4 separate regions of the Homo sapiens genome follow, and all the other regions are linked to region 2. Evidence: chromatin contacts called from ENCODE Hi-C or POLR2A ChIA-PET data. All regions are on one chromosome and are shown on one strand. Each heading gives the region's core, a stretch centred on a gene start or an enhancer-like site at or near the end of the contact. The rest is flanking DNA. Distances are from core to core; before and after follow the strand shown.

Evidence for each region. A loop is a pair of places that touch in the nucleus more often than their neighbours do. ChIA-PET counts read pairs that join two places held with the same protein, here RNA polymerase II (POLR2A). Pooled maps may share reads with other maps.
Region 1: a map of naive thymus-derived CD4-positive, alpha-beta T cell shows a loop between it and region 2 (21-fold over the local background). The contact joins the promoter of PNPT1 here to the promoter of WDPCP in region 2. A Hi-C loop is called at or near these places in 2 of 168 maps with a recorded cell type or tissue (both naive thymus-derived CD4-positive, alpha-beta T cell), 1 of 37 single-sample maps with no recorded cell type and 8 of 50 pooled maps.
Region 3: a loop to region 2 is called in a map of naive thymus-derived CD4-positive, alpha-beta T cell, with 30 times the contacts of the local background. The contact joins the promoter of CFAP36 here to the promoter of WDPCP in region 2. A Hi-C loop is called at or near these places in 1 of 168 maps with a recorded cell type or tissue (naive thymus-derived CD4-positive, alpha-beta T cell) and 8 of 50 pooled maps. POLR2A ChIA-PET finds 5 or more read pairs at or near these places in 1 of 52 experiments (CD4-positive, alpha-beta T cell).
Region 4: a map of CD8-positive, alpha-beta T cell shows a loop between it and region 2 (9-fold over the local background). The contact joins the promoter of VRK2 here to the promoter of WDPCP in region 2. A Hi-C loop is called at or near these places in 4 of 168 maps with a recorded cell type or tissue (CD4-positive, alpha-beta T cell, CD4-positive, alpha-beta memory T cell, CD8-positive, alpha-beta T cell and 1 more), 1 of 37 single-sample maps with no recorded cell type and 9 of 50 pooled maps.

Annotation. Positions count from the first base shown.
Region 1 is chr2:55,691,049-55,696,881 of GRCh38, forward strand. PNPT1 (polyribonucleotide nucleotidyltransferase 1) reads right to left here and starts at 2,796. Exons shown (of 28, transcript NM_033109.5): 1 at 2,615-2,796. The coding sequence starts at 2,775. RefSeq lists a silencer at 1,986-2,045 and enhancers at 2,616-2,735, 2,746-2,805, 2,836-2,985.
Region 2 is chr2:63,586,139-63,591,985 of GRCh38, forward strand. WDPCP (WD repeat containing planar cell polarity effector) reads right to left here and starts at 2,339. Exons shown (of 18, transcript NM_015910.7): 1 at 2,059-2,339. The coding sequence starts at 2,133. MDH1 (malate dehydrogenase 1) reads left to right here and starts at 2,825. Exons shown (of 9, transcript NM_005917.4): 1 at 2,825-2,908. The coding sequence starts at 2,906. RefSeq lists enhancers at 1,504-2,024, 2,536-2,855.
Region 3 is chr2:55,518,468-55,524,175 of GRCh38, forward strand. It overlaps CFAP36 (cilia and flagella associated protein 36), which reads left to right and starts at 1,251. Exons shown (of 10, transcript NM_080667.7): 1 at 1,251-1,449; 2 at 3,635-3,699; 3 at 5,254-5,355. The coding sequence starts at 1,335. RefSeq lists enhancers at 552-601, 1,782-2,031.
Region 4 is chr2:58,043,070-58,048,391 of GRCh38, forward strand. It overlaps VRK2 (VRK serine/threonine kinase 2), which reads left to right and starts at 3,737. Exons shown (of 13, transcript NM_006296.7): 1 at 3,737-3,799. It overlaps LOC107984043 (formin-2-like), which reads right to left and starts at 4,164. Exons shown (of 3, transcript NR_171623.1): 1 at 3,455-4,164. RefSeq lists enhancers at 3,005-3,560, 3,450-3,569, 3,561-4,116 and a silencer at 3,720-3,989.

The sequences.
Region 1 (5,833 bases), core at 1,546-4,045, 7.9 Mb before region 2:
ACCAATGTAAATTCTGAATACCTAAGTGATCTCTGTGAAGGGGAGTGGAGGATCTTTAACTAGACAGAAGTGGGCCCAAAACACAGGGAAGAAAAACTGTGAAAGCTACAGTTCTACTCTACTAACGGGGCTACTGCCTTAGCATTTTGCCCACTGTGGCATATTCTGTTGAATATCCTCAGTGATTTGATACATAGTAGATGCTCAATAAAAGCTTGCTGAAATGAAAATTAAACACCTGCCTCCAAGGTTACTGTAAGCATTAAATATACTATCTGAAAAACACCTACAATAATTATATAATCTTCCAGAATGCAGTAAAGAATATATATGATAACAAATATAATGTGCCTGGTACATAGTAGTCACTCAATAAATGTTGCCAATGGCAAACAAGACAAAAATGAAAGAATTTATCCAGCAGGTATGATATTTTATTAGTCTAGTTATTTCAACACATGACACGAGTTTAAAAAGAACTACCTACAAAAGAGGAACAGGTTGATTAATAAATGAAAGAGTCAAAGTAGATTATTTATGGAAAATATGGAGGGCAGCAGCTGCATCTTGTTTTCAGTATCTAATGCCTATCTCACAGTATGTGTCTGTTGAATGAAATGTTCTGGGCATTTCTTTGAAGCATGTGTAGTCCTTGAAGAATGGAAGAGATGTCCACTTCCCTCAAAAATCAGAATTAATGAATGCTGGGAGTGGAATAAGCCTTAGAGATAACCTAGTCTAGGGGTGACCAAACTACAGCTTGTGGCCTATTTCTATATTACTCTTCAATTAAAAATGTTTATATATATATATATATATATATATATATATTTTTTTTTTTTTTTTTTTTTTTTGAGACAAAAGTTTCACTCTTATCACCCAGGCTGGAGTGCAATGGCACGATCTCTGCCACTGCAACCTCTGCCTCCTGGGTTCAACCGATTCTCCTGCCTCAGCCTCCCAGGTAAATGGAATTACAGGTGCTTGCCACCACGCCCAGCTAATTTTGTATTTTTAGTAAAGACGGGGTTTCACCATTGTAGCCAGGCTGGTCTCGAACTCCTGACCTCAGGAGATCCACCCACCTCAGCCTCCCAAAGTGCTCGGATTACAGGTGTTAGCCACTGTGCTCGGCCGTTTTTTAAAATATTTCTAAAGGGTTTGTAAACACATACACACAGTGTGTACCCCAAAAAGCCTAATATATATATTATCTGGTCCTTTATAGAAAAGTTTGCAGACCCTTGATGGAATCCACTCTCCACACTTTGCACAAGAAAATGGTGAATTAACCTGTTCAATGTCAACTACTTATCAAAGTTAGAGTGCGAGACCTGGATTCAAAATGATTTTTTTGCTTTTTGTATGAACTGGGGTCCAAATTTTTTCAAAGTACACGTAAAAAATTTAGATATATGAAGTTTGCATTAGCAATTCCATTTATTCTAAGAACGATTAAAGCAAACTTTTTTTTTAAAAAGCGGTCCCCTAAAAAAAAGTATGGGCTTTGTAAGCAAAAAACAGAAATTCAAAAACCACCTAGTCCCATAATACTAACTTTTTTATAGACTCTTAGAAAGTTATCTAACCTTTTTTGAGCCTCTGTAGTCTTAACTATAAAATGAGGGTAATAGTACCTTTACGACAGGTTTAAAAAGATTGCGAGGATCATATAACTGGCGTTCAAAAAACTGACTTTTCCTTTTCCTCCTAACCCAGGGTCATAGTGGTCACACTTTAGGCAATCAATTAGATTGGATGACATGATATCTTGTACTCCTAACTTCAAGTCATCCTTCCGTCTTAGCCTCCCAAAGTGCTGGGATTACAGGTGTGAGCGCCTGACCTTTTGCCATCTCTTTGCATCGATCTTTGCTTTTGTTTCTCTCTGTGTGTCTCCTTGCCTCTCTCCCTGTCACTGTCTCTCTCTCTCCCCTGCCTCCCTCTTGGTCTCTTTTTTTTGCTGTCTCTTTCTGATGACCTTGTTCCCATCTCTGTGCGTGTGTGGCTCTCTCCCTGTCCATCTCTTACCATCTCTGCCTTCCTCTCCCAGGTCTTAAACGAATATTTCCACAATGTCTGTGAACTGGACCTGGTGTTCAACTTCTACAAGGTAGGCTCCTGGTGAAGAGGAGGCTGAAGGAGCCCGAGGAGTGGGACGTGGGGGACCCGTGGTGCACTAGCCACCCGGAGCCTCTGCTGAGGTCTGTGTCCCAGCTCGAGGGGCATCAGAGCCCCAGCTTCCAGGGTCCGGGCCAGCATCCCGGGGGGCCTCGTCTCACCCACGTCAACTCGTTATTCCTAGGTGGAATGTTTCCCACTTAAGAGCCCAGTGGTCCCGGAAAGTAAAGAGATCGGAAGTCAGGTGGACGGACAGAGTCGGATGGAGCAAAGAAGCCCGGCACACACCAACAGAGAGAACGACATAGCGCGGGAAGGAGGGTCCGAGGAGACACATTCCAAACCCGGAAAGGGAAATTTGGAATTTAGGTTTAGGGTAAGGAGAGATTAAATAGAGCTGGGATACCGGGTTTCTACCCTGGGAGATGAATACGCTCAAGCTGGCTGGACAAGACACCTTATGACAATACAGTGAACGCACGTCACTCCTTACCTGTTGCCTAAGTCCACGGCCACAGCTCGAGACCCTGCGCTACTCCATAGTGCTCGCACTTGCAACTGGGTGAGTGCCCGATCCCGCCGTGGCAGAAGGAAAGGACCATCGCTCAGGGGCCGGAGCCGGAGGCACGAGCAGCAGTACCTGCAGGCCGCCATGACACCCGGCACGCGGTCAACGCAGGCTGTGCCCTGATTGGCTCACTCCGCAGACCGTGGGGCGGAGCCTGATGGAGTTTCGTTTCCGCGGTGCCCGAGGGACGCCGGGGTAACGGAAACCTTGGCCACCTTCTACGAAGACTAGAGAGGGTCAAACCTATCAGAACGCGATTATGTTGCAAACGATCTTTGTCTTTATGTGCCAACGAAAGGCAATTAGATAAATAAGGTTTTTGTGTGTGTACTATCGTAATTTAAAGGAGAAGTCCTAGAATAATGTAAATGTTTAATATGCAGAGTAAATTTATATTTACTTTTAATACTAGAAGTCATAGAACAACACATTATTATTATTTGGATCTGTGAACTAAGAATTAGAATTTGGGTGGTGGGCCTTGGAAAGAGATCTCCTTCTCCCCTTCTCCGCCCTGGTTTTTATTTTAAAAATTTCACATAGCAGATATGTTACTACAGCGATTTGTGTTAACCAATTTACAGTAAATTCATTTTTCATCGACTTGTAATTTTAGAAATCTTTATTGTCACTTCTGATTCATTTTCATTTCCATTGCTAATAATTAGCAATTTATATTTCTGTCCCTTTTGGTCGAACTCTTAAATGCAAAATGCCAGCTACTGTTTGAAGTAAATATTTTGTAAAATGAAAAAAAAAAGTTTTTGGGATTTGAAAAATTTTTAGAGAATGGATAAATTTCTTCCACCCCATTAATCCATTCTGTTAGAAATTCTTTATGTTTTTCCTTGAATGAACCAATGGGCATTTTCATATTATGATGTAAATTTTTTGTGTAAGGTGATAACCGCCTTACCCCAAAGAAAACCAAACAACAAAAACCCAACACTCATTCAAACACAGTTTTAAGAATTAAAAACGTTGGCTGGACGCTGTGGCTCACGCCTGTAATCCCAGCACTTTGGGAGGCCGAGGCGGGCGGATCACCTGAGTTCGAGACCAGCCTGACCAACACAGAGAAACCCCGTCTCTACTAAAAATACAAAACTAGCCGGGCATGGTGGCTTATGCCTGTAATCCCAGCTACTCGGGAGGCTGAGGCAGGGGAATCGCTTGAACCCGGGAGGCGGAGGTTGCAGTGAGCCGAGATCGCGTCATTGCAACAAGAGTGAAACTCGGTCTCAAAAAAAAAAAAAAAAAAAAAAAAAAAAAAAGTCCGGGCGCAGTGGCTCATGCCTGTAATCCCAGCACGCTGGGAGGCAGAGGCGGGTGGATCACGAGGTCAAGAGACCCAGGGCATCCTGGCCAACATGCTGAAACCGCGTCTCTACTAAAAATACAAAAATTAGCTCGGTGTGGTGGCGCGTGCCTGTAATCCCAGCTACTCCAGAGGCTGAGGCATGAGAATCGCTTGAATCCAGGAGGCGGAGGTTGCAGTGAGCCGAGATCGCGCCACTGCACTCCAGACCGAGACTCCATCTAAAAAAAAAAAAAAAAAAAAAAAAAATTAAAAATGTTGATCCGTGATGATTTAAAAAAGAAAAAAGAATGATGAGCTCTAAACAGACAAATGATTTGCTGGCAAAGCAGTTTTCTGACACCTTGCTTTCATGAGCTATTATTACTGATTTGGGATTTCCATTCCAATAGAGGGATTACCATTAACTTTGTTTACAGATTTTTAGTGTTAAAGCAGTTTTTGCGTCTCCTCCCTTTTACTTTACCTTGAGTTGCCACAGAGTTTTCCAGACCAATCTATTGAAATCTCTCATGAAGATAAATCTCTCAGAAAACCTACTTGCCACAATTGAACATGACTTTTGATTTATAGAGTAAGAATACAAAATCATCTTTTTGTTAATATACTTAATTACTATGTAATCATTTTCATTTGGGCAGTATTGCCTAATAGTTTAGAGCATAGACTTGGAGTTAGTCCCAGCTGGTTCCAATCTTGTCTCTGTTAATTACCAGTTGTGTGACTCTAGCTCTCTGAGCCTCAGTTTCCCCATAAAAACAGATAGTAATATGAATCTAATAGGGTTTTTGTAAGGATTAAAAGTGTCGGCCGGGCGCGGTGGCTCACGCCTGTAATCCTAGCACTTTGGGAGGCCGAGGCGGGTGGATCATGAGGTCAGGAGATTGAGACCATCCTGGCTAACAAGGTGAAACCCCGTCTCTACTAAAAATACAAAAAATTAGCCGGGCGCGGTAGCGGGCGCCTGTAGTCCCAGCTACTCGGGAGGCTGAGGCAGGAGAATGGCGTGAACCCGGGAAGCGGAGCTTGCAGTGAGCCGAGATTGCGCCACTGCAGTCCGCAGTCCGGCCTGGGCGACAGAGCGAGACTCCGTCTCAAAAAAAAAAAAAAAAAAAAAAGTGTCAGATGATATAATAGTACCTAGCACATTGTCAACACTCAATAAATGGTAAATTTAGCTTTCATCCAGCCTTTTCGTTTTTTTCAAGACAGAGTTTTGCTCTTGTTGCCCAGGCTAGAGTGCAGTGGCGTGATCTCAGCTCACTGCAACCTCCGCCTCCGGGGTTCAAGTGATTCCCCTTCCTCAGCCCTCCCAAATAGCTGGGATTACAGGTGCCTGCCACCATGCCTGGCTAATTTTTTGGATTTTTAGTAGAGATGGGGTTTCATCATGTTGGCCAGGTTGGTCTTGAACTCCTGACCTCAGGCAATCCACCCGCCACGGCCTCCCAAAGTGCTGGGATTACAGGCATGAGCCACCGCGCCCAGGCTTATCCAGACTTTTCTTAATTCTTCCTCCAGTTTCCAGGTATTCTGAACATTTTTCTCTTCTTCAGAACTCCTTGAACTCCTTGAATCGGTTAGCTTTTATCCAGCCAGAAGTGATGGAAAGCAGCATTTACCTATTAAGAATCCCCCACCCCCATTTCCTCACACAAATCTGATATAATTCAAATAGTAGTAATTGGATAGTAAACTCAAAAGCAAATGTAGGCACTAAAATCTTGCAGCAGAGCTTTATTATGAAGATATAGATGATACAGAATGCGTTTATATGTTTATATTAAGCATTTTTAGATTAGCGTAGAAAGAAAAATATAATAAGT
Region 2 (5,847 bases), core at 1,089-3,588:
TAATTGTATACTATAAAAAAGCATAAGATCTTGTGAGTTCCAAAGTGCCTTGGGTATCAAGAGCCAACATTCTATTTCAGAGATTTGAAACTTAATGATCCTTTAATATCTTTGCTGGATGTTGTTAGAATGGTATTTCAAACATTTTCTACAATTTGAATTAAATATTACCTTACTAAATAACGCGAGGCTGGGCAAAAAAAATGTTAAGCATAACTCCAAATATAGCATAACAGTTTAATGCTCTGTTTGTTGCCTTAACAAAAAATGAATGTCTGCAACACATTCACAAACCACCTGGAGATTCAAACTCACAGTGAAAGTGCAATGACATATTGTGCTACTTGACATTAGCTATTACCAAAGACGGTTCAAAAGGAAGAGAACACAGACAATCTTATTAGTATAATTGGAAATGTGCTGATATACCCACCTTACCAAACATCTTCTCTTGCAGTGTATTATATTACCTGAGAAAAGTAACTTACAATCAGTGCTAATATGCTCCTTAACCTGATTTACAAGGGCAACTAGCAATAAACAGAACAAGGCCCGTGAACTACCACACAGGTGACTTCAATTCTGTATATCTGGACTGGATGGGAATACGGGGGCTTACATGTTTGTGGCCTTCTTGGAGTATGGGAATGTCCTGTCCTGCTATAGGACTGCAGTGAGAATTCTGGTTATAAAAAGTCTCCCTTGTAAAATTCACTGTAAATCGAGGACAAAAATCATGAGATTGTTTTGTTATACTTTAAGTTCTAGGGTACATGTGCACAACGTGCAAGTTTGTTACATATGTACGTATACATGCCATGTTGGTGTACTGCACCCATTAACTCGTCATTTACATTAGGTAAAATCATGATATTTTTAAGGACAACAACATGGAAAAATCTTTCTGTTAGCAGCTAGTAGAAGAATTCATTTAGGAGGATAATGGAAGAAATTTTTCGTAACTGCTCAGAGTAAAAAGTAAAACTCAGAGAACCTAGGTTTGAGAATAATGCACACCTACTAATTCAGGACTAGACACATAAATTTGAGAGTTTTTGACATTAAAAGTAGCATTTGAAGTGATGCAACTTATGAATTAGCTCACTGAGGGATTTAGTATAGACAGAGAATACAGGCACCCCAATGTTAAGAGATCACAACTAAAAAAAATTTAGAAACTCCGCAGAACTGAGAACCAGTAACAAAAGAGGAAAACCAGGAAAGTATGTTGTCTGAGAGCCAAATGAATAAAGAGATACAAGGAGAGTCATTCAGGTATGATATTAATAAATGCTAAAAGTAAAGCATTACATTTCTTTCCAAAAATAGCAAATCCTCCAAACTGAAATAGAGAAAAATTGAAAGATATTACTTGGCATTCATTTATCAGTGACAGAGAAAAAACGGAAGTTCTAACAATGTTATCTAATAGAGATGTTTTATTCATTTTCATTACGTATATGCTGTGTATGCTACTCCCGAGCATCATATCTTCCTTTTAACATCCACAAGAAACAAGCTTTCAAAAAGCACAGCAATTCTCTTGGCAGCATTAATTTTAAAGAGAACCTCTTAAGTTGTTTTACCAGCTGAGACTGACTGACTAAACAACCAGTGTCTCCCCTTCAGTCGCCAGTCTTTCCTTAGAAATGCCTGTTTGGCATAACTTTAAGACTCAAGATGGTTTAAGGCGCATCCTGTTTCTTCCAAAAGGGAATGGACAAAACTCAACATTCACGGAGGGCTTAGAGCAAATTAGAACCGTATACTGTGACCTCCTGGAAGGGAGAGGCTCACCTCCTACAAAGTAAATGCTCAATAAATATTTTTGATATAACTCTGGAAGAGCTCCATTTGGGGTCGGGGGTGCACCTACTCCAGGGCACCACCCCCTCCAAAATAGCTGCATTCCCACAGCCCTCATACTCCGCTCAGAAAAGGGACCGGCGAGCTTGCAGGCATCCGCACAGCGGATAAAAGCAAAGCGGGACGGCGCACCAACCGCATTCCGGATCCTAAGGTTAAAAGAAAACCCCTTGCCCTCGGGCCAGGGCTCACCTGTCTCGGGAGTGGGGAAGAAGCGCGACTCCCGGCCGCTTTGGAGTAGGCGTCCCAGCAAAACTCTCGCCTCATCACCAGACACTACCCCGGGCAGAAGGTTCCTAGGCTAGGTCCTCGGACCCGAGAGGGAGCGACACGCTCGCTTGGTCTCTTGGGTCTCCAGGACGCCGCCGCCGCCGCCACAGTTTCCTCAGGTGCTACAAAGCAGCCAGGGTGTGCGTGCGCTCCCGCCTCGTCGCTTAGCAACCTGAGAAGCTGTCCGGTCGTCCCAACTTATCAATTCCCCCGCCCCTCCAGAGTGTCAATCGTTTTTTAAAAGATTTTGTTTCCGGGTCGATCCAGCTTTACGCAGCGGAAGGTCTCTTTACCTCCCACGTTTACCCTCATGGGAGGATGCAGTCTCAGTCACGCGCGTGGGGGTGATGTCGCTAAGGGGTGATTCTCCCCTCCCTAGAGTTACACACGCTATCTCTCCCGCCAATTGCCGGGCTCCATCAGGCAGGTCCTTTCCTCCTGAGCCCAAACCATCCGTTTGTTGTCGTCCTCCAATCACAGGGGCTCATCCTCAGGGACTACTTTGCAATCGGCGCAGAGCGCAGTGAGAAGAGCTTGAAAAAAACCTCTGGTATCGGGAAGTGTAGTTCAACACTTGAAGGAAATGCTTTGGAGATTGCGCCACAACCAGGGCAGCGTAAACTACAGTTCCCAGAGAGCGCCGCGTCGGGAGCGGAGCCTTTTCTCGCTAACACCGCTCGCCCTCTCCGAGTCAGTTCCGCGGTAGAGGTGACCTGACTCTCTGAGGCTCATTTTGCAGTTGTTGAAATTGTCCCCGCAGTTTTCAATCATGGTGAGTGTGGGCCCCGGGTTCCTGCCCACCTCTGGCCCTCGCGCCCTTGAGTGGGGTTTCTTGCACTTTAGGGACTTTTGGGAGGCAGCTGTGCAAGGCACTGTCCTTCGCGCCCTTTGGCAAGCTCGGACTCATCTTCTGGGGATTGCCGCAGTGACCCAGTAATGGGAAGGGATTGATTTCCACCTTGCGGGGTATGGGGCGCTCTTAGGAGGACTCTGGAGAAGTAGTTGTCCTGGGAGAGGAGCGATCTTAATCCTGCTGCATGACGGGAGGACAAAATGCGACGCTGCAGCTATTTTCCAAAGGACGTTACGGTGTTTGATAAGGACGATAAGGTTTGCGATGGGAGGGAAAGGTTGGGTCCTAACCCCTTTTTCTCCTCATTTGCCCACAGTGTTTATAACGGCTTTTGTCACAGGGACCTTGAAAGCAAAAAGCTGGAAAGGTAGTATTTACCAGGTGCTCCAGATTACGATCTGCGTTTGCAGCAGACGTGTTTCCGCCATATCTAATTTCTCAAAATGTTATTTGGAACCCGTTCATTGACCTTTTTTGTAATGCCAGGATATATTGAAGTGACAGCATCACTAACTAAATAACTACTGCAAATATTCTTTATTGAACTGTATATTGTGAATTCCAGAAGCACCTCTCTTAAATGTAACAGAGTAACCATTTTGTCATGGAAGACCTGGGTAACCTGCATCTCCATCGCTTGTCTCTGCTGAAAGAGAGGGGGAGGGGGAGAGTTGGTGAAGGAACTCTGGCGTAGGAATAATCTGCGTACTGCTTGAAGGTGACATTTGTCATCAAACTCAGAGAAATCGCTTCATACTATCAATACAATGGCTTGTATTTATAGTTGCGACTGTTTTTCCTACTTTATCTGCAAAATACTAAAACGGCTGGAGAATGTGGAGAAATGTTTGAATGAATTGGAAATTTCCCAGAACCTGAAAAGACACGTTTTCAAGGCAAGGGCATTACTCTCTCTGCCTGTCTAACGGGGCCAGTGGAGACAGCTACTAATTTCCAGTAGGTGTTAAACCTAGGTTTCCTAAATGTTTTGTCACATAATTAGTCATTTAAATTATGGTTTCGGTAGTTTCTGTCCTAATAACCTTAGCTAGAAAGCAGAGGTACTTATTATCTGATAACCTTGGACTTTTTGCTTTTAGAACTGAATGGGATCTTTTAAAGGTCATCTTGACGAATCTCCCCACTTCAGATCTTAAAATGGAGTTTATCGAGACCCAAAGAGAATGTGATTTGCTCCAAGAGTCTCACACTCTTGCCATTTTTCTATATTGTGTCTTACACTTACCAAGTCTTTCTGAATTTTTATTTTTATAGGGACCACCGCAGTGAGGTCTCGCAGCGGGGGAGAGACAGTGTACTCAACTCCCTGAAAACTTATTTTTACTAGCTGAGATTCCGGATGAAGTTACCAGTTCATACTGCATATACAAACTCAAATATGTTATCAGCATGTAGATTACTTGATAGCTTTATTCCTTGCCATTCAAAATACTGGAATTGTAGAATTAAAAGGGAATTTGGAGATTATATTATCTACTCTTATAATGTAGTCTGGTGAGGTCAGATAATTTTCCCAAGGTCACAGAGATTTTGGGCCCCAGATTCTTAGCTAGTTTCCCTAGCAAGGCCCCACCGTTGGAAGGTCACTGGGGTGCCAGATAACACAGAGACAGAACATGAGGAAGAATTTGTCTGGCAGTTTGCTGGAACTGACAGCAAACTCACACATGACTCAATTTCCCTGCCCCCTCAGGAGGGTGTGTGAATGGACAGAGTTAGAAAAGAGCCTTCTTCTGTAAGCTCATTCAAAGCGGAGGATTCTTTGCTTGTTGTCTGTAGGGAGTGACAGCAAAATAAACTGTATGAAGGAATCTAAATGGTACTGCTTAGTTTTTTGTGTTATAGAAATACATGTAATTTAGAAATATATATAAATTTGAAAGTGAAAAAGAAATATGTGGCTCTGTCTGTGGAATAACAGACACTTAAATTCAATCTTTATAGCTGAGAAGTTAGCACAGAGCCTGCATCTGCAGGAAAGTCATTGGTGCCCTGCTAAGAGCAAAGACGTTCCTTTTTTGGACCTTGGCACACTGCCCAGATATCTGAGCAAAGAATAGTAACCTATGTTCACACTATAACATTGTGAAAGTCAGCAGGACTCTCCCACCCTCCTGCTTTTCAACTGCAATGTTGCAGAAGAGCAGAAAGAACCATACATGGACTTTTCTTTCTCTGTTTCATCTTCAGACATTCAAACACTAAGCCTCATACTACCATTAATAAGATGGAATTACCTACCTGGGAAAGTAATTTCCCCAAAGACACAGAAGAAAACTGCTGAGGTGGAATTAACTGTTCATTAGGTGGCCACAACCCCTTCACTAAGGACTGTGATACTGTGAACATGTTTTTAAGTAGCTACTAAAATTGACTGCATTATTCTAACCATATAGGTGACCTTATGGGAAGTTAAACTTAATAGATAGTGATCTTCACTCTCTTCAGCCCCCCTTTTCTTATCCTAGTTTGCTGTTCATTGAAGTAGTATCTGTTCATACTTTATACCCTAACCTTCCTTCATTCAACAAATACTTTTTGTGGAAATGCAAATCCATATCAAAGACAGACTGTTCTCAAGAGCGCTTCATGGCCTAATACAGAGCAACAGAAATGTAAATAGAAAACCACAGGCTATTAAAGTCTTTAGAGGAAAATTCTGTGATGATATTTATAAATACTCACTACGTACTGTTCTTAGTGCTTTGTGTGTTAACTCTTTTAATCCTTAAAACTACTCTGTTTGTTAGGTAATTGCTATTATTATCTCCATTTTACTATGGGGAAATAATACAGAAAGGTTAAGTAACTTGTCCTAGAGCATGCAGTTAATGAGT
Region 3 (5,708 bases), core at 1-2,500, 8.1 Mb before region 2:
AAAAAAAAAAAAAAAGGCACATAATGATCATCTTCATGCATTCAGGTAAGATACTGTGTGCACATTCACAAAATAAAAATAGACTAAAGGATGGTTTATGGAATACTATGCAGTTGCAAAGAAAGCACAAATTTATATTTTTAAAAGATAAAGATATAAGAAAAAAATTCATAACTGTACATATAATCCTATTTATGTAAAAAATATATATATATATATGGTTGTCTGAAGATATTTTGGGACTCCAAACACCTTCACAATGACCACTGAAGACCCCATTCCACAATGGACTCCACCTAAATGCTGAGTTGGAGTTATAATAAGATTTGGTTACCAAGGCATTTATTTAAGTGAGTATTAACTTTGCTCTTGCCCTTGAAAAGCTCCTAATTCTAGTTATCTTTATCCAAGCGTAAGAGATTAAAGACCCGCCTGAAGATACAGATGCAAACTGACCGTAAGACAATCAGCGAGTCTCACACAGCTCGGCTTTGTATTTTCAGACAACCCTTTAATTACAAACGCCTCTGGGCCAATGGTCTGAAAATGGTTGGGACTGAGGTGCTGGGGATACAATGATGAACTGCAGCCGCTGAAGCCCTGTCAGGTGGAGACCCGGTTACCTCAGACCCTCACTGAGCCTTTTCTTTTTTCTTTTCTTTCTTCCTGTTTTTCTTTTGAGACGCAGTCTCCCAGGCTGCAGTGCAGTGGCTCACTGCAACCTCGGCTTCCCGGGTTCAAGCGATTCTCCTGCCTCAGCCTCCCGAGTACCTGGGATTACAGGCGGCGCCACCACGCCAGGCTAATTTTTGTATTTTTGGTAGAGACGAGGTTTCACCATGTTGGCCAAGCTGGTCTCGACCTCCTGACCTCAGGTGATCCGCAAGCCTCGGCCTCCCAAAGTGCTGGAATTACAGGCGTGAGCCACCGCGCCCGTCTACTGCGCGTTTTCTAAACCTTGGCTCCTACGCATTTATCAGAAGAGAGAGCGCAATCTGTCTATGACTTCCAGCCAATAGCTACACTTCTTTTCTCAGCCCTCGTCCACTGTTCTTTTTTAACCAATCAGAAACGTTTTTCAAACGTTTGCCCTCCCCGCTAAGTGCGCAGGCTCCTGGAAAGTTGTCTTCACTTCCGGGCCGCGGTCTAGGGCGGCTACGTGTGTTGCCATAGCGACCATTTTGCATTAACTGGTTGGTAGCTTCTATCCTGGGGGCTGAGCGACTGCGGGCCAGCTCTTCCCCTACTCCCTCTCGGCTCCTTGTGGCCCAAAGGCCTAACCGGGGTCCGGCGGTCTGGCCTAGGGATCTTCCCCGTTGCCCCTTTGGGGCGGGATGGCTGCGGAAGAAGAAGACGAGGTGGAGTGGGTAGTGGAGAGCATCGCGGGGTTCCTGCGAGGCCCAGACTGGTCCATCCCCATCTTGGACTTTGTGGAACAGAAATGTGAAGGTAAAAACCAGAGCCCGAACCGACAATCCTTTTCTCCTCTCTCACACCAGCGGCGGGCAGGGGGTTGGTAACCACAAGCCATCTCTCGTCTCCCCGACCCCCTGTCTCCACCCCTGTCGCAAGGTCTCGTTCCCCTCACCACCTTCTCCACCCGCGTCATCAGGTTTAGAGCTGGTTGTGTGGGAGGAATTCCTTTCACCCTGCCAATGTGTTCCTTCGCAGACCTGAAAACGGGGACCGAGACTCCCCTTCTCTGGGGCCGAAGCGCACGTCCGAAGAACATTAGACTTGAATCGTAAATTCGGTCTCTCACCCTGTCCCGAACGTTTCTGCCCTCGGCAGGTGGACTGTTTGGCTGGGCTTCTTCAACAGCTTTGCCAGACTTGAGAGGAGAAGCGTCGGTTTACCTGAGTTCCTTATGATCCCTAGCATTTCGCCCGGTGTAGTCAGCTTAGGAAATGAGAAATGATTTCACTCCAAACCAACAGTTAACTGCAAAGGAGGGCATGTGATAACTCCAGGAAGCCCAGAGCCGGTGATTTTGGTGGCCTGTGTTCCCCTTGGTGAGCTCTCTACTCTTCGCTATACCAAAAATTGGCGAGGTGGGGCAGGACCATTCTTGGAACAAATGAGGCGTATAGATATGGCATAATATTCCCCGTGAAGGACAGGCATCTCCGGGTTCTGAGCAGTTCTTCAGGCTTGGAGTTCTGCATTCAGTTCGTGGAGACTATTTGCAGCCCATTCGCAGAAAAGGAACCAGAAACCACGTCATATAAATGAGTGCCCAAGCGTTATTGTGGTTGTTTAATCGGGCAAGACTTTGAGGGTAGTAGTATTCATCAATTATTTGAACATCTGCTTTGTGTTGTAAGGTTGAGTAGAATAGAGCTAGGGTCAGTTGGTACAAGCTACAGGGAAACAAATTTCAGTGAAGGAAGTGTTTCATGATAGAATGTATCCAAGATGAGTTAGCCAGCCTCAGAAGGTAATGAGCTTCCCGGCTCCAGCAGTGTTTGAATGGATCTGATAGCGACTTAATAGGGTTAGAGGGATTCAGCTATTCAGCTATCAAATGGTCGGTTATCCTGGATGACCTTTTAAGACTTCTTTAAATTCCAAGATATCATGAATCTGGTAAAGATGAAATTCAGTTTGACCACTGAATCTTTTCATTACATTTTCATTGCTATAATCAATATTCAAATCGTAGTTATTAAAGTGTTATTTTTACAGGTAATTTTTTAACAATGTTCAAAAACAAAATAACTTGTATTTGTACTCCTTTTTTTTTTTTTTTTTTGGGAGACAGAGTGTCGCTCTGTTGCCCAGGCTGGAGTGCAGTGGCGTGATCTTGGCTCACTGCATTGTTTTATACATATGATCATTCAGTAAACACTTGTTTTGATTTTATTTAACTTCATTATTTATCTGTGGTAACAAAAATTGCCTGGTCACTTTCAGTAACATTTACATCAGCAAAATTCCAGTACAATAAAATAATATGGAACCTATTGTAAAAGGATTTAACCATTAACAATAATATTACATTAAAAGTTATGAAGAAATTATTGCCTCATATTGATTGAAATGTGTTTTTGTCTTAAATATGAGGTAGTATTCATTTTAAATATTTTCTCAAGTAGGCAAAAAAGCTTGTTTACAATTAATAGTATATATGTGTGTGTGTGTGTGTGTGTGTGTGTATATTTTTTTTTCTTTTTTTTTTTTGAGATGGAGTCTCACTCTGCCGCCCAGGCTGGAGTGCAGTGGTGCAATCTTGGCTCACTGCAACCTCCGCCTCCTGGGTTCAAGCAATTCTCTTGCCTCAGCCTCCCGAGTAGCTGGGTCTACAGGCGCGCACAACCACGCCTGGCTGATTTTTGTATTTTTAGTAGAGATGGGATTTCACCACATCAGCCAGGCTGGTCTCGAACTCCTGATCGTAGGTGATCCACCCACCTTGGCCTCCGAAAGTGCTGGGATTACAGGCATGAGCCACAGTGCTCGGCCAATAGTATATATTTTTAGATATATTCATTTATATATTTTTAAAAGATAAACCCTAAGAATTCAAAGCTGAAGAGCTAGGTTGACAGTTCTATTTGGAAGGAGTGGATTTTTAAATTTGCATTAATAAAATGATTTGGTTTTTACACTATGTAATATTTTCTTTTAAATTTAGTTTTTGATGATGAAGAAGAAAGCAAATTGACCTATACAGAGATTCATCAGGAATACAAAGAACTAGTGAGTATTTTTTTTCACTGATTTTTAAAAGTAATTAGGCTAATACTACTTATAGCTTTTCTAAATGAAGAAAAATATTTTTACATTAAAAATCCTTAATTTTACAAAAATCCAATCTACCTTAACAATAGTGCCAGTTATATCTGTCTCCACAGGTGCTCTGAATATCTCATTTGGATGACTTATCTCCTCTACTCTAAGGAATGGTTTTACAACTCTTTATGGGTTCTTGCATGTATTCTTTATATCTTATTCTTATTTTGTTGACGCATCCAGGGACATATTAATTATTCACTTCGTCATGGTTGTCATGTGATTTTTTTATTTTTTATTTTTGAGACAGGGTCTTGCTCTGTCACCCAGGCTGGAGTGCAGTGGCACTATCACAGCCTATTGCAGCCTCAACCTCCCCAGGCTCAAGCGATCCTCCCATCTCAGCCACCTGAGTAGCTGGGACTACAGGTGTGCACCACCATGCCCTGCTAATTTTTTTGTATTTTGTAGAGATGGCGTTTCTCTGTGTTTCCCAGGCTGGTGTGGAACTCCAGAGCTCAAGTGATCCACCTGCCTGGGCCTCCCAAAGTGTTGGGTTTACAGGTGTGAGCCACTGCCCAGCCTGTCTTGTGATTTTAAAAAATGCCTCTGGCAGTGGGGCTCAGTGGCTCACACCTATAATCCCAGCACTTTGGAGGCCAAGGCAGGTGGATTGCTTCAGCCAAGGAGTTCGAGACCAGCCTGGGCAACATGGTGAAACTCCATCTTTATAAAAATTACAAAAATTAATCAGTCATGATGGCATGTGCCTGTAGTCCCAGTTGCTTGGGAGGCTGAAGTGGGAGGATGATCTCTTGAGCCCAGAAGGTCAAGGCTGCAGTGAGCCATTACTGTGCCACTGTACTCCAGTCTGGACAACAGAGTAAGACTCTGTCTCAAAAAAAAAAAAAAGAAAGAAAGAAAGAAAAGGCCAGGCGTGGTGGCTCATGCCTATAATCCCAGCACTTTGGGAGGCCAGGGCAGGCGGATCACCTGAGGTCAGGAATTCGAGACCAGCCTGACCAACATGGTGCAACGCCATCTCTACCAAAAAAAAAAAAAAAAATTAGTCGGGCATTGTGGCAGGCGCCTCTAGTCCCAGCTACTCAGGAAGCTGAGGCAGGAGAATTGCTTGAGCCTGGGAGGCAGAGGTTGCAGTGAGCCGAGATCGTACCACTGCACTCCAGCCTGGGTGACAGAGTGAGACTCCATCTCAAAAAAGAAAGAAAAGAAAAGAAGAAAAAAAAATGCCTCTGGGTAGCAGAAGAGTTGTACCACATTGAACTTCATAATCCTGACTTCAACTATTTCTATTAGAAGAAATACAATTTCATGTGATTTTCAGCAAAAATATTAACTTTTAATTTGTGTTTTGGTGAAAGACAATGTCACTGTCATGTAATATGTAGATTAATATTTGCAAAAAATTCGATGATACTTTTCTAAACTAAATACTTAATATGCAAACTGTCATGTAGAATTTTTCTATGTAATTATAAAAGTTAAACTTTGTTTTTTTAGGTTGAAAAGCTGTTAGAAGGTTACCTCAAAGAAATTGGAATTAATGAAGATCAATTTCAAGAAGCATGCACTTCTCCTCTTGCAAAGACCCATACATCACAGGTTTTTGCTTTGTGTTATTCTGCTAACATACAGTTTTAACAAATGCCCAGGGTTAAACACTCACTTAAATTTGAATGTTTGATTGACAAAGTGTAATATTTTAGACATTGTGAGAGGTAGAAAGATAATTCATCACATATGAGTTCTTTTTGAGAGCAACCCTGAAAAATGATAATTTGAGGCATTAATGAACTGATGCAACTCAAAGTGACCTTTCTAAACTCAGAACTAGAATAAGATCACAGGGTTTATACAAACTACTGTTTTATTTACATAGATCTCCAATAATTCTGCAGTTGCTCCTTTTATAATTTTAGCAGATCCACAGTCAGTAGTTCCTGCTGCTGCTTCCT
Region 4 (5,322 bases), core at 2,487-4,986, 5.5 Mb before region 2:
AGTACAAATTTATTAACATTTAAAAATCATTGGCACTTATGAAACTTGAAACTTTATTTTACTGTTAGGAAGATTTTGGCTGCAAGAAATATAAAAACCAATGCTAAGTGGTTTAAATCATAAGAACACTTAACACTTCATGGATGAATATGAAAATATGGTGGTTCAGGATTAGTTGAATTAGTAGTTCAATAATGGCCTCAAAGACTCAGGATCTTCCTATCTTTCTCTTTTGCCATTCTTTTAAATCGATTTTATTAAGGCATAATTTATATATAATTCAATTTTAAGTGTATAACTAGAGGAATTTTGACAAATGTATAATAATGTATCTATTACCACAGTAAAGAAATTTAACATTTGCAACGTTTCAGCTCCTTGCAGTCAATCCCAGCTCTTCGATTTCGAATAAATTATTATATTATATATACTCCTTTGTGTCTTCTTTTACATAGCATTGTGTTTTTGATATTCATCCAGCTTGTTGACTGTATTGGTGCTTTGCTCCTTTTTATTGCTGAGTGATAGTTCATTGTATAGTAGATATAGTATAATTTGCTTATTCATTCACCAGTTGATGGAAATTTATTTCCAGTTTTGGCTATCACATATGAAGCTGCTCTAAAGATTCCCCTACAAGTCTTTGTGTGGATACAGGTTTAGATTTATCTTGGGTAAATATGCGAATGCTGGGTTGTATGTTAATTATATGTTTGACACTATAAGAACCTGCCAAACTGTTTTCCAGAGTGGCTGTACCATCAACAGCAATATAAGAGAGTTCCAAGTTGTTCCAAATCCTTGGTAACTTATTAGTATTTTTTGAAAAGCAAAAGTTTTTCATTTTGATGAAGTTAAATTGTCAATTTCTTCTTTTAGGTTTCCAGCTTTTAAATTTTTTATACTTTATAAGTGCACACATTTAAAGATTATATAGAGTTTCTGCTAGGTTTTCTCTAAAAAGTTTGAGATTTAGATCTTGTATTTAGATTTAGCTGTATGATCAGTTTCAAGTAAATTTTTACATGGGGTGTGAATTAAGGGTTGAGGTTTCTTTCTTTCTTCTTTTTTTTGTATATATGGATGTCTAGCTGTTCTAACATTTGTTGAATATTCTGCCATTCCTGGGGCTTTAGATTAGTACTTTTTCCCATCTTTGTGGTCACACGATGACTGCAGCCATTTTAACCATCACATCAGAGACTATCTCTTCCAAGAATGTGTCCAGCAAACTTCTTTTCACCTCGTTACCTAGACTCAGCACATGCTTATTTTGTACTGTCTAAACCAATCATGGGAATTGGAATGGGGCCAGCATGGTTCATTTATTCATTGAAGAAGGAAATGGTTGCCCATATCCTTTCTAGGGGTTGGGGATACAGTAGTGACGAAAACAGGCAAAAATGTTGCCTGACCTCATGAAACATACAATTTACTGAAAAAGATTGTCTTTTGTCAAAATAAATAATAAACTGTATAATATATTGCTGTATAGCAGTAGGTACTGGGAAAAATACAGGGAAAGAGGCTACGAAATATTGTGGGTGAGCTGAAATTTCAGATAGGATGTTTAGGAAAGGTCTCACTGAACTGACTTTTAAATAAAGACCTGAAGGAAGTGATGGAGCAGTCTATACGGATACCAGGTTGGAGAGTGGTCCAGGTGGCAGTAAATGCGAAAAGTTCTTGAGAACAGCAGGCCACTGTGGTTGAAGAGAGTAATAGGACATTGGGGAGTGGGAGTGCATAATAGGTAGATCAGTGTTCTTTTCAACGACTGGCAATTTTGGCAAAATTTCGTCATGTTGGGGGATATTTTGGTTGTTAACTTGTGTGGGAGGGAGTGCTGAGGAGACCAGGGATACTGCTAAATATCCTACAATGCACAGGACAGCCTATCTCTCAATCCTCCTCCTTCTCCCAAACCCCCAACAAAGAATTATCCAGGCTGACTGTCAATAGTGCCCAGGTTGAGAAATGCTGTTTAAAGTCATAGCGAAGACTGGCTAATTGTGAGTAAATTGGAATAACACTGAATTGTTTTAAGCTCAGTAATTATTTAAGCGTTAAGGATCATGTGGCTGCTTGCTGTGAACAGACTAAAGGGATAAGAGGGTATAAAACATTTAGGAGGGTAATACAATTACCTAGAGAAAAAATATGGTTTGGGCCAGAATGCAGGTAAGGGTGCTAAGTGATAGATGCTGGATGTATTTTGAAGGTTGAGCCAACAGGATTTACTAACACTGGATACATGCCTGTAGGGAGAGGAACCACCTACAAGTAATCTGCTGTGGTTGCTACTGGAGTTGTTTCTTCTCAAAAGGGAGCCGGGGAAGTGGTGGAAAGCTAAACAAATTTGGAAAGGAGGAAAGAGTACCCAATATGGATATTAGGATTATTATGCATCTGTTACATAAATATCTGTAATTATGCATCTGTTATATAAATATCTTAAGAAAATAAGAAAGGACACTGTTGGACCAGTGAATGACTAAGGGCACAATTATTCTATGGACTGTTTCTTTAAAAATACTTTTTTGTTTGTTTTTAGAAACGTCTTCTCATGCCATCTTTCATTTTGGTGACAGTCTGAAAGATGTAGGGAGCCCCAATTCCTTATTCTATCAAAGTCATTAAAGGGCTCTAATTTTCCTTTCAGTATTTGTATCCCAACCAATTATTGGTGGTTACTATGTAGAATGCTGACGTATTAATAATCTTTGTCTAAGCATTTGTTTGGTTTAGTCTAAAATATAAGCTTACTATGAGTCTTTTTTTTCTTTCCTTCGAGACTGAGTTTCCCTCTTGCTGCCCAGGCTGGGGTGCAGTGGCGCGCTCTCTGCTCACTGCAATCTCTGCTTCCTGGGTTCAAGCGCTTCTCCTACCTCAGCCTGCCGAGTAGCTGGGATTACAGGCGTCCGCCACCACGCCTGGCTAATTTTTTGTATTTTTAGTAGAGATAGGGTTTCACCATGTTGGCCAGGCTGGTCTCAAACTCCTGACCTCAGATGATCCACCCGCCTCGGCCTCCCAACGTGCTGGGAGTACAGGCGTGAGCCACCGCACCTGGCCACTATGAGTCTTTATGTATTAGAAAACTGCTTAATAAAGTCCTCACCTTATTGTCATAATCTTATAACCAATAACCTTATAATCTAACAACAAGGGTTATTTCCATTTCACAGACAAAAAAACCTGAAGTTTGTTAATTACGGTGTTAAATTATCCTACGATTAATGGCAGAAATAGGTCCTGAACCAATATGCCTTTGAGAACTTAAACGCGGTGAGTTACATACAGGCCCTCCTAACTGGAGTCTTCGCTAGTACCAATAGTTAGTTGCTCGGCGAGAGCTCGGTAAGGACTAGCCATTTGGAAGCTCGTAGTACTCAGGTTGTGGTACAGGAGATCTAACACTCCTACACAAATGCATGTCGTGCTTATTTCGTACCAAACTGGTCTGGCGGCGGTTCTTCGTCCAGACGCTGGCGGGCCAGGGTGGAGGTAGTAACACAGCTCCCATTCCCCATGTAGCCGCGCCCTCTCCTTCCCCTGGGCGTCTCCGGGGCGTGGACAGGCCGCTGAAAGGAACCGGCTGCGGCCTGTGTGAGGCTCCGCGGGCCGCTGCACTGCGAGGCCGACGCAGCTGGAGAGAAGTTAGGCAGGTCCTAGGGAGGGCAGGCTCGAGTGCTGGGCCCGCCTCCCCGCGGGACTGTAGGCCCGGGGGCTCCGCCTCGTCGCAGCGGCAGGTAGGAGGCGGTGCGCGCGGCCCGGCGACGGGGGATCCTGAGGCCCGGTCAGTCTCTTGCTCTGGGGTCTTGGGTGGCGGGCGGCACCTCCGCTTGCAGTGCCGGAGCCGCGGCCCCGCTCGGAAAAGGGCTGCCGTCGGAGTTAGATGCCGGGGACTCCGGGCCGTCCCAGCCCCCGGGCCTCAGCTCCGGCCCGGGCAGAGTCGCTGCTTCCGCGTTTGGTTCTTTTTTCCCCGCTGGGAGTGAGAACAAGGCGTCCCCTTCTACTCACGTTTGCCAAAAGCGGGTCCGACGTGTTAGCGGAAAAGTGGGTGGAGTTTCTCTTTTTGCCGGTGCAGAGAGAACTTGTGGCGGGAAGTTGGGGCGCGGGGTTGGCCGTAGGTCCCCGGCGTGCTAAGGGCGGACGGACCAGGCGGCTGGGCCGCGCTGCTTCTCGTTACCTTCCGCAGGGTCAGGGGCCGCGGCGGGGTTGGAGGTCAGCCCAGGCACATGTTAACCCCTGGGTACCAGTTTGCTCGGAAACTCGTGTTGAGGACTCATCTTAGCCCTGGGAAGGTACCCAGAAGCCGAAGGGACACCCCTGACAGGGACGGGCCCTGAGAGGCTGTCGTTTCCCTTGGCAGATGAACTCGGGACTCGCCCCCAGGATGTACATTTCGTAGAGTCTCCCTTACCGCCTCAAGCCCTGAGGCCGCTGCCTTGCCCCAAAGTGTATTTATCTTTTTTATAATTATTTAGAATTTATTCCTTAATCAGTAGTTTACACTTTGGAGACTTTAAGTTTTAAATCAGTAAATCTGTAATAGGCACCAGCCTATATAATGTACTGGTCAAGGGAAACCTCCACAAAAACTTTTCCTGCTTTATGATACAATCAATGCTCTAGGCATAGTTCACCATCCAAATTCCCAGCCCTTGTGTGCCTATCAGGAGGAAGGTGAATATTGTTAAAGATACACGCAGCGACTCTACCTGGGACAATACTGCTAAGTAAAAAAGCAGTTAAGTGAAGGAGGAAAAACCCGTTAAAGGAAAAACAGATACTTTCTTTTATGGAAGCTAGGAAGATTATATTAAGAAAACTTTACATTTACGTATATACGTTTTTAATTAACTTTCATGTCAGAAACTCTTAATAGTTTTAAATACTTAGAGGATCATGGTTACCTTCACATTTAAATTATTTTCAGGCATGTATGCTGGCATATGTATTTTCCCCTAAGAAATTTTCTCTTTTAACTCAGAATTTCCCATTGAGAAATTTGCTAACCTATGTACAATTATAATTAGTTGATTAAAGTTGCATGGCTGTGCTGTGGAGATTATGCTTTTGTTGTTGGTGGCACAGTTGTAATCTCTAAGGCAGGACTGTTTTCACTGTGATAAACTGAGAAAGAGGGTAAGAAGACAAAATGCTGAGAATATTTTGGCAGCCCGAGAACTGATGGCCTAGTATTCTGCTAAGTTACATATCCGTGAAAATCCCTGGCTCATTTAACAAATGTTTACTGAGTACCTAGTATCACGGTGGTGAGATGTCCATTGCCATTGTCTGTGTCTTCCCAATCCA